Regions from separate parts of the Homo sapiens genome. Here region 2 is linked to region 1. A link is an interaction called in ENCODE POLR2A ChIA-PET data of the cell type or tissue named here. Cell type or tissue: OCI-LY7. All regions are shown on one strand. Links, peaks and the distances in the headings refer to the core of each region. The heading gives the core; the rest is flanking DNA.

Region 1 (4,414 bases), core at 106-4,105:
TAATATATTTTCAGAACATTTCCTTCAACAGGTGTTTCAGAATGAGACTGACTATACCTAAACATCCATTTGTTAAGCCAATTAACTGCTTTCAGATCACTTCATTGACACATTGCGTATTAAATTATGATGATTTGTAAGCTTTTATTAACTGTAACCTGACATGTATTAAGAAGCAATCTTGTGCTCAAAACTTTTCCAAAATGATAATCTGCCAGAATTCTATCTTAAAGATTTAATACTTTTTATTTTAAAAAGGTATCACAGAAATACAAGTAAAAATAATTATCAAAATTATAGTACAAGTTAGAAAACATAGTTTACATTTTAATGTTTTAATTTTACCAATTTTAGTATTTTCAAATTCCTGTGCTGGTATTTTCTATAAGCTTTAATAGTTGTTGCCATGTTCAAAGAAAGTATTATTAGGCTGGGCATGGCATGGTGGCTCATGCCTATAATCCCAACATTTTGAGAGGCCAAGGTGGGTGGATCACCCGAGGTCAGGAGTCCGAGACCAATCTGGCTAACATGACGAAACCCTCTCTCTACTACAAATAACAAAAATTAGCTGGACATGGTGGCAGGTGCCTGTAATCCCAGCTACTCGGGAGGCTGAGGCAGGAGAATCGCTTGAACCCAGGAAGCAGGGGTTGCAGTGAGCTGAGATTACACTACTGCACTCCAGCCTGGGTGACAGGGTGAGACTCCATCAAAAACAATAACAACAACAACAAGAAGAAAGTATTATTAAATTATAAACAAGAATACTCTTCTTGTTGAATTTCTGTTTTCTAATATATAGTCTCTTTAAAATATTATCCTACTATATTATTACAGAATAATGTTGTATTTTGGGGTGAAATTTGCATCTTTGCAAGCCACCATACTGTCAAGAAACATTTTGGAGTGAAATATAAAACCTATGAATTTTTACTCTAAAATGAGCTCATCAGAAATGTTGTTTCTCAGAAACAATAAAGAGCCCTGTTAACTGAAAAAAACTAAACTCTGTCTTTCAACTTCTGTGCTGCTATCTGTCCTCCTCTTCTCCTTCCCTGCCCTTGTCCTGCACTAGAACTACACTAGAGACTCTTATTTGATCAGTCACAATTCTTGGTTCAAATCTTCCTTATTTTTTATACTAGCCAAGTCCTGAGAGATATGGGTAGATGCCAAATGAAAAGAAGAGGCTGTAGACAGTGCAGCTCCACTGCTTGGCAGGCAGGAGACCCCATGAGTATATACCAGTCCCAAAAACATGGCAAGACAATTGTTCAGTTCTTATTCTGGATCGTAGAGACAATTTGGCCAACCAGTTCCTCTTTTAGATTTCAAAAGCCCTCAAGATTGATTAAATCCAACTTATACACAGCTATTATCATCTGTAACCCAGGAATGTAGAGGGAAATTCTGCAGTAGGAGTACAAGTCTGAGAATGTAGAGAAATTTTCATGGACTAAGGTACTGGGTTTGTTGGGGACCAGGGAGAGAAAACATCAAGTGGGGAGAGTTCTTAAGAAAGAGAGGAAAAAGAAGCATTAGCAAAGGGAGAGGAATTAAGCCAAACATTTAATAACTAATCACAAGTAACTTTTCTGGTAAGAAAATAGAAGAGTTCTGCCTTTTATAGGGTAGAGCCAAAAATCTCCTATACATGTGAGTGAGGCTATTATCATTTTACTTGCTGTGCTGTGGAGAAGTGATTTGGGTTTGGAGAGTAAGGACATAGTAGAGGTCCTCATTCAGAGTGATACTTTGTAACCTCTATGGTGAAAAAGGACAAATTTCCCCATAGCTTGTTATAATAAAAGGGATTCAGAAGCAGCTGTGCCCTCCTAGGCCCTGGAATGAAAGGGTCTGCTAGAAAGCACTGGAGCAAGTCTGATCAGCCCACCTGAATGCAGGGAGGCTCCTGGGGCTGAGGCCGGGAGGGGAGAGAACGCGGAAAGAGGAGGCTTTTTGAAGTGCGGGAGAAAAATAAAGAATATAGAATTCTGGTTGCAGTAGGAAAACAAAGGAAAACAGATACAATAGCTGAGGGTAAATAAGAGGTTGTACCAAGAGAGCAGCAGGAAGAAGATGGCTCATGAAGATAGAGAGCACTTCATGAGAGGGAGCTTTGTCTGAATCCCAGGATGAAAAGCCAAGAGGAGGAAAAGCATCATAGAACTGAATGGAGGGAAAAGCAAAGGAAAATGAGAACAATAGGCCTTCTGTAGACGGGACCTAGGCCCAGGACAGACAGAGGGAGGGCCATCTAGCCAGAGCCAAGGCTAAAGCTTCACACCTAAGAAGTAAGAAAGGAAACGAGCCTTCGAAGAATTCAACATAAAATTTTACAAAATTGGAGCCAGTACAGCTTAAAGTAGAAATATATTTTGATACTTTACTATATAGCCACTAGAGATGCAGCATATGAAACTCGGAAAGCAGAAAAACATGGTCTTCATTTAATATGAATCAAAAGGCTGAATATAAGGAGTAAAATTTATTTTAGACCCAGGTCCTGGATTTAGGATTTATAAGTGGCCAAAAATAAAAGATGCCTTCTGGACAAGATTATCATCAGAATAAAGATTTTCAAACTGTGCATATGTAAGGCATTTAAAGGATAACAGAATGGGTATTCTAACTTCTAGCATATGTCAAACACTGAATCTTACCAACTGTAGGAAGCAGGCAGGAAGCTCCTCCGGTGGTTGCCAGTTTTCCAAACAAGAAAAAGGAAATCACAAGGTCACATAACAAATGAGGCAATTTAGGCGATGTTCTTTGGAATTATGCACACTTATGTTTGAGTCCCTGTTTTAAAGTTGCTAGTTCTGTGACATTGAACGAATTATCTAATCTCTCTGGACTTTAGCTTTGTCACCTCAAAAATGGGAAGAATGGTACTTTTCTATATGATTGCTATGAAGATTGAAAAATGTGTATAAAGAACTTACTAAAGTGTAGGATTATACTATTGTTGCTTTATAAATATTGTTGAAAATGTGGAGTCAGACTAGGACCTGGAACTTCAGATTCCTACTCCAGGTTCTTTCAACCAAACTCTGCAGCTCAATATGAGACACAGATTGAAAACATGCTTATGGTTATGATAAAAAGATGAAAGAAGATCAGAAAGAAAATGTAGGAAATAGTTTTATAAAAGATACGAGAAGGTGTTTCAACTGAGACACAGGAAAAGATGATAGGAATAGTCCTAAAAATAACCAAAATGTGATCTGTGGATTTAAATATTTCCAAATGTATGAAATAGGATTGATCACTACTTATTTACATATGTATGTTAAAAGTACAATTCTATAATCATTACAAATTACTCAACCGATTTCGTGTTTGTGTTTATTAAGACAAGCCAAAAGGTGTATGTTGTGGGGAGTGGTGGGGAACTTATGCAAAATGCATCATGAGTGTTACAAACAGACAATGAAATTTTGCCCAGGTTGCCAAATTTTTAATAACAAAACAATTGGAAGACAATTACTATTTAAAATGTGAGCAGTTATTACAATGTAAATATAGGTTTTCTATATTTACATTGTATATTTATTACAATGTAAATATAGCCTATATTTACATTGTATATTTATTACAATGTAAATATAGCCTATATTTACATTGTATATTTATTACAATGTAAATATAGGCTATATTTACATTGTATATTCTATATTTACATAATATATTCTATATTTACATTGCATAGACCTCTACTTATAAGAAATTTAATAATATCCATTTTATTTTAACACTCAGAATACTTGTAGCACCCATCATTCTTTTGATTCTTCTCAACCTTCTGGACAAACATTCTCAAAACTTGCTTTTAAATTCCTAATCTAAGCATCCCTAATTCATCTTTTTAGTTACGTCTGTAGTGAGACATAAAAGACAAGACAACCACCAACATCCCTGGTATCCCAGATCATATAAATCACAGTTGAAAACTCAAAGCCAAGTTTGTGATTCATTAGATGTGCACAGAAACATCCAAGTTACTAGTTTCTTTGGAATTTACTAGAGGTTTTAAGGAAATGCTTAAGCTGAGCTATTGCACACACACCAAAGAAACTCAATATTTCAAGCTTTTGAAAAAGACATTGTGTTTCAAAGTGAAATTGTTATGGGATCCTTGGGGGTATTGCTTTTCTGGTCAGAAACCTCTGTGGATGGTGGCACCTTCACCCAAATTTTGCTTGGGCCCACTGGGCTTACTTGTTTTGGCAGGCTGTGCTTGGCTCACACTACTGTCCTGGATCCCATGCCTCTGAAGAGGCTAGAGCAGAGCAGCAAGGGTATCCGAGCGAGTGAGCATGGGGTCCGGCCACTGCGCACAGTCAGACACGGCTGCTGCAGTGAGGCGGGCAGCTCTAGGTGCCACCATAGGTGCTGGCTCATTGCAAGG
Region 2 (4,414 bases), core at 144-4,143, 66 kb after region 1:
ACAGGTGTGAGCCACTGCCCCCAGCCGGAATTTCTTTCTTATTCAAGAAAATCTGGTTGATTGTAAGACCAGTTGGATATCTGAATCCGCCCCCCAAGTTAGGCCTAATAAATGCTAGTGCAATTGGAATGCTAGACCATGCATAGAAAATCATCGGAATTATTAGGCAGTGAGTACATATTTCTCTCTAAACAATTTGAGAGACAGGTTTGTTCATTTGAACTTAGGCTGCAGATGTGCTAATATTATGGCTGACATCTGACAGATGAAAAGATAGTCACTCCCAAATGGAAGGCACAGAGGGAAAGAAGTAAATGACCACGTGTCACTGCCAGTCACTGTTCTGGGAACTATGTGCTCACTGTTTCCTTAGCACTTCAAAACAACTGTATTAGGCGATTATAATTCCATTTTTTTGGTTAAAGAATTAACATTCAAATAAGTTAGGTAATTTTCTGAAGGTCATACAGCCTTTTAAAAAGTGACACTGAAGGAATTTGATTGCAGGTCTGTCTGACCCAGAGTTAGGTTCATTCCTTTCCCTGCTAACACCTTCTCAGCATATATATATATATATATATATACACACACACATATATTCCAAGATATATATATATTCCAAGATATATATATATATGCCAAGATATATATATATATTCCAATATATATATATTCCAAGATATAGATATTCCAAGATATAGATATATATATTCCAAGCATATATATGATGTTTTATATATAATGTATAAATAACACATGTTTTATATATACAATGTGTGTATACATATATAATATATGTTATATATTATATATGTATACATGTTATATATGTATATACTATATATATAAAATAGATATATATATCTCCCTGTATACACTATCTTAGTTTCCTTCAAGATCATGAGTATGTTTTGTATGTGGACTACATTTTACAGATTAAATGATGCAGGGAACCACAGAATTGAAGCTAAATGATTTAGGAAAGCAAATTCAAAGTTAAGTCAGAGAACCTTGAGTACCAAATCTAGGGAAACTCATCCAATTGAAGCTAAAATGAAACTGAAATTGGAGATCTGCAGCTTAAACAAAACAAATTTGCCTTTCCAAGGACCAACATAACTAAAGAAAAAATCTTTGTCTTTGGATGAGGCAGGATAAACCATCCAAAATGGAGTAAGACTCAAAGAGCTAGGATTAGTAGAAGGAAAAAAACGATTTAAAAAATAGTTCATAAAAAGATTGAGCAATCTATACACTGGTTGTACCTGTTCCTGAATTTAAATTAGATGTTTTAAAATTAGCCAATCTCATGTGCTGTGCTGTGGTGGACAAGGAACTGGAATTGTAGATAGCAGAAATTGCTAGAGGAGTATAAGCAAAAATGCCTGTGGATTCAAGACAATGGTCTTTGGGAGAGAACCCCAATAGCTTGGATAGTGGCATTGGTAAATTACTCAGAGAAACATTACTAAAATTTGGTTAGGGGATCATCAGTTGTCCCTTTGTCAAATCACACCCCCAGAGCTGGATGGAAAATAAACTTATGTTTATTAATGTGTTTTATTGGAAGTGAAGATGGGATGGGAAGATGGAGGCAGGAGAGGGAAACTGGAATTATTCAAGAGGAACTTTTTCTGGCTTAAATTGGCCTTCCCAATACATTTACCTGTTCCAAAGCCGACCATGTGAAAACAAAGGGCACAGTCAAAACTGTCCAGAGTCATGCAGAAATGTTCAGAGATGCAAGGGGTGTGGTTGCCTATGTTAATGGTATTTAGGGCTTCCTGTCAGCTTAAGAAAAAGGAAGTGCAGAAGTGAGAATGTGTGTGTGCTAGTGTGTGAGTTTCTCACTGTATGTGTGAGTTTTGTTGTGTGTTTCCGGGAGAGGGAAGGGAGGCTGGGGGGAGGGTGCAGACATGAAGGAAGTGCAGTAGATGTGGCAGTTTGGTCTATCTTGGAATCAGTTTGTGATGCTTCCGTGGTGCTGAATATCGCTCTCCATTTCTTCAGGTCTGGGAATGATTGTCTTTAATTACCTGTTTGGTTTTACTCTCGTATTTCTGGGATACCACATCTGTTTTTAATTTTCTCTCAATTACAAAAGCAATATATATTGAATGAAGAAAATTTGGAAAATATAGAAGACAGGGAAAATAAAATAAAACTGGCTCATAATTCTGTCATCCTGCAATAACGACTATTAACATTTTGTTGTGTATCCTTCCAAGTATTACTGAGATTTACAAAACTGGGCTATTACTCCACCTATTGCTTTATATCGTGTTCTTTTCCCTGGACTTTTATCTCTGTTTTCTTTCTGTGCCAAACCCTCAAATATTCTTTGTACTTTAGTGTCTCACTCGGGCAATTCTCCACCTTCATGTTACTCCCTGTCCATTGCCTTCAACCCATGTTCTGTCCCAGTGACTTCCTCCATGTCTTTCTTTAGAGTCCATGATTCTTCCATAAAAATCCCTTCTTTGCTTTATACATTCAAAGCCCTTTTTGTAATCACCCTGATAAACCTCAACCTTCATAAAATCTAACTACCTTTCTTTTCCATGTTAACCACATTGCTGGAGAAAACCATGCAACTGTGCTGACTCCTCAAAATGCTATTCCTCAAACATAATGTCCCCATAAGAAATGAAGTGTGCTTCTACCTCCAGGCCTCTTAGTGTTCCCTCTGCCCAGACTTCTCTTTCTTGAGCTGTCTTCTGAGGCTTATTCCTCTACATTCAGGTTTTTCCTCAAATGTTATCACTCAACTCAGCACAAACACCTATCAGTGGCCTCAGTGCACTCTATTGAAGTGATCGAATCACTGCAGTCTCCTTTATTTCAGCACGTAGACTCCTTGAAGAGAAGAGTCATACTTAGTGAAGTCTTGTCACAGAGTCAGTGCTCAATAAATGTCTGCTAAATAAAATAATAAATGGAAAAAATCCACTTTTTTCTTCTTCTTCAGGTGGCAAAGGAATTTCAGCCACATTATCATATTTGATTCTTTCAAAAAACCCGCGATATTGATTTGATGACAGTATTTTGGATATTATATATGTGTGTGTATATATATATGTGTGTATATATATGTGTATATATGTGTGTATATATATGTGTGTATATATTTGTGTATATGTGTGTATATATAAGTGTGTATATATATGTGCATATATATGTGTATATATGTGCATATATATGTGTGTATATATGCGTGTATATATATGTGTGTGTATATATATATACACACACACATTTTTAACAGGACTTCAAGTTCACAACACTAGCAAGGGGGAAAGATCAAGCTTGGTGTTACTTTCACTCTACCACACGTCTCATACTTCTGTATCAAAGTAGTCCTAAAAACAGAAAAAACTGTCTAGCCTGGATGCTATGTATTGCTGTAGCTGAATACATTCTGCTGAAGCATGACATTTATATTAAGTGTCCAAAATTCATTTATCTCACTATTATCTTTAACTTGGTACAAATTAGTGTACTATTATCCTGTTACATGTTTGCTGCAATATTATCTGTTTTATAACTTACAAATTAAATTAAATTTTTTGACTCTTTTCCTCCTTCAAGAAAAGATGCCACTCCAAAGGATGCCTCCTATTCATCCCATGACTTCCCAGAACTTCTTGCATACGTTAAATGTCTCCAGACATCTGTATAAACCCAATCTGGGAAATAACATGCTTTACCACACAGTCTTTCCCCATTGTGGATTAAAGGCAGGACTTGATAATGTTGCTATTTGTATGTCAGTGAGTATAATGAGAAACACCAACTCAGTTAAATGGCATATACTTCCAATGCAAAATTGTTGATCAATATCCTGGCTCAAAGGGTTATCAGAGATGTATGATATCTGGACATGTTTTTGAGACATTTTACAACATAGATGTAAAGAAACTCTTCTTGACTCTCCTAGATATATAGCCAGACTTCACTCTTCCCTCATCTGAACAACTAATGAACCTCATGTGGATAACTATAAAATTTATTGCAAATATTTGGAAGATATAATGTCCCCAAGAGAGAAAAAAATTAATAAAAGCTTATATATCTGGAATGAAAAAAACATAACTAGGGAAGACAAAGTTTCATGTTACTTGATTCCTAGATACACCTGCTCAACCTTACAGAGTTCTGAGTCATAATAGAGGGATAAAAAATGCAATATGAGAAATACCAATGCATATTTTGATTGGACTACCAAGAGATTTTCATTTCACAAAGTAGAATGGAACAGAAAATCTTCAATGATTTATGACAGATTATTTATAGTGGATAGAATTCTCAAAAATCTGGCTTTCTGCTTTATAAAATTATCTCCAAATGCAATAAGTGCTCTACTTCCTATTGCTACTTATAATAGCCTTTTTGATTAATGCTTTCTTCTATCACC

What was found. ChIA-PET counts read pairs that join two places held together with the same protein. Peaks named below come from ENCODE experiments on the same cell type or tissue, not always from the same donor. Only the 100,000 strongest peaks of a DNase experiment are listed, where the experiment ranks them.
Region 2: POLR2A ChIA-PET joins it to region 1 with 16 read pairs; 4 of 35 experiments call an interaction of 5 or more read pairs at or near these places.

Annotation. Positions count from the first base shown.
Region 1 is chr1:198,489,096-198,493,509 of GRCh38, forward strand. All of the region lies in intron 1 of LOC105371677 (a long non-coding RNA gene), which reads right to left. Among named protein-coding and RNA genes, the nearest start is that of ATP6V1G3, 49 kb to the right of the region's middle. In OCI-LY7, for the core only: no CTCF peak of the experiment used is centred there; no DNase peak of the experiment used is centred there.
Region 2 is chr1:198,555,278-198,559,691 of GRCh38, forward strand. No RefSeq gene overlaps it. Among named protein-coding and RNA genes, the nearest start is that of ATP6V1G3, 17 kb to the left of the region's middle. In OCI-LY7, for the core only: no CTCF peak of the experiment used is centred there; a DNase peak (open chromatin) is centred at 1,824; H3K4me3 peaks cover 1,005 bases; H3K27ac peaks cover 1,459 bases.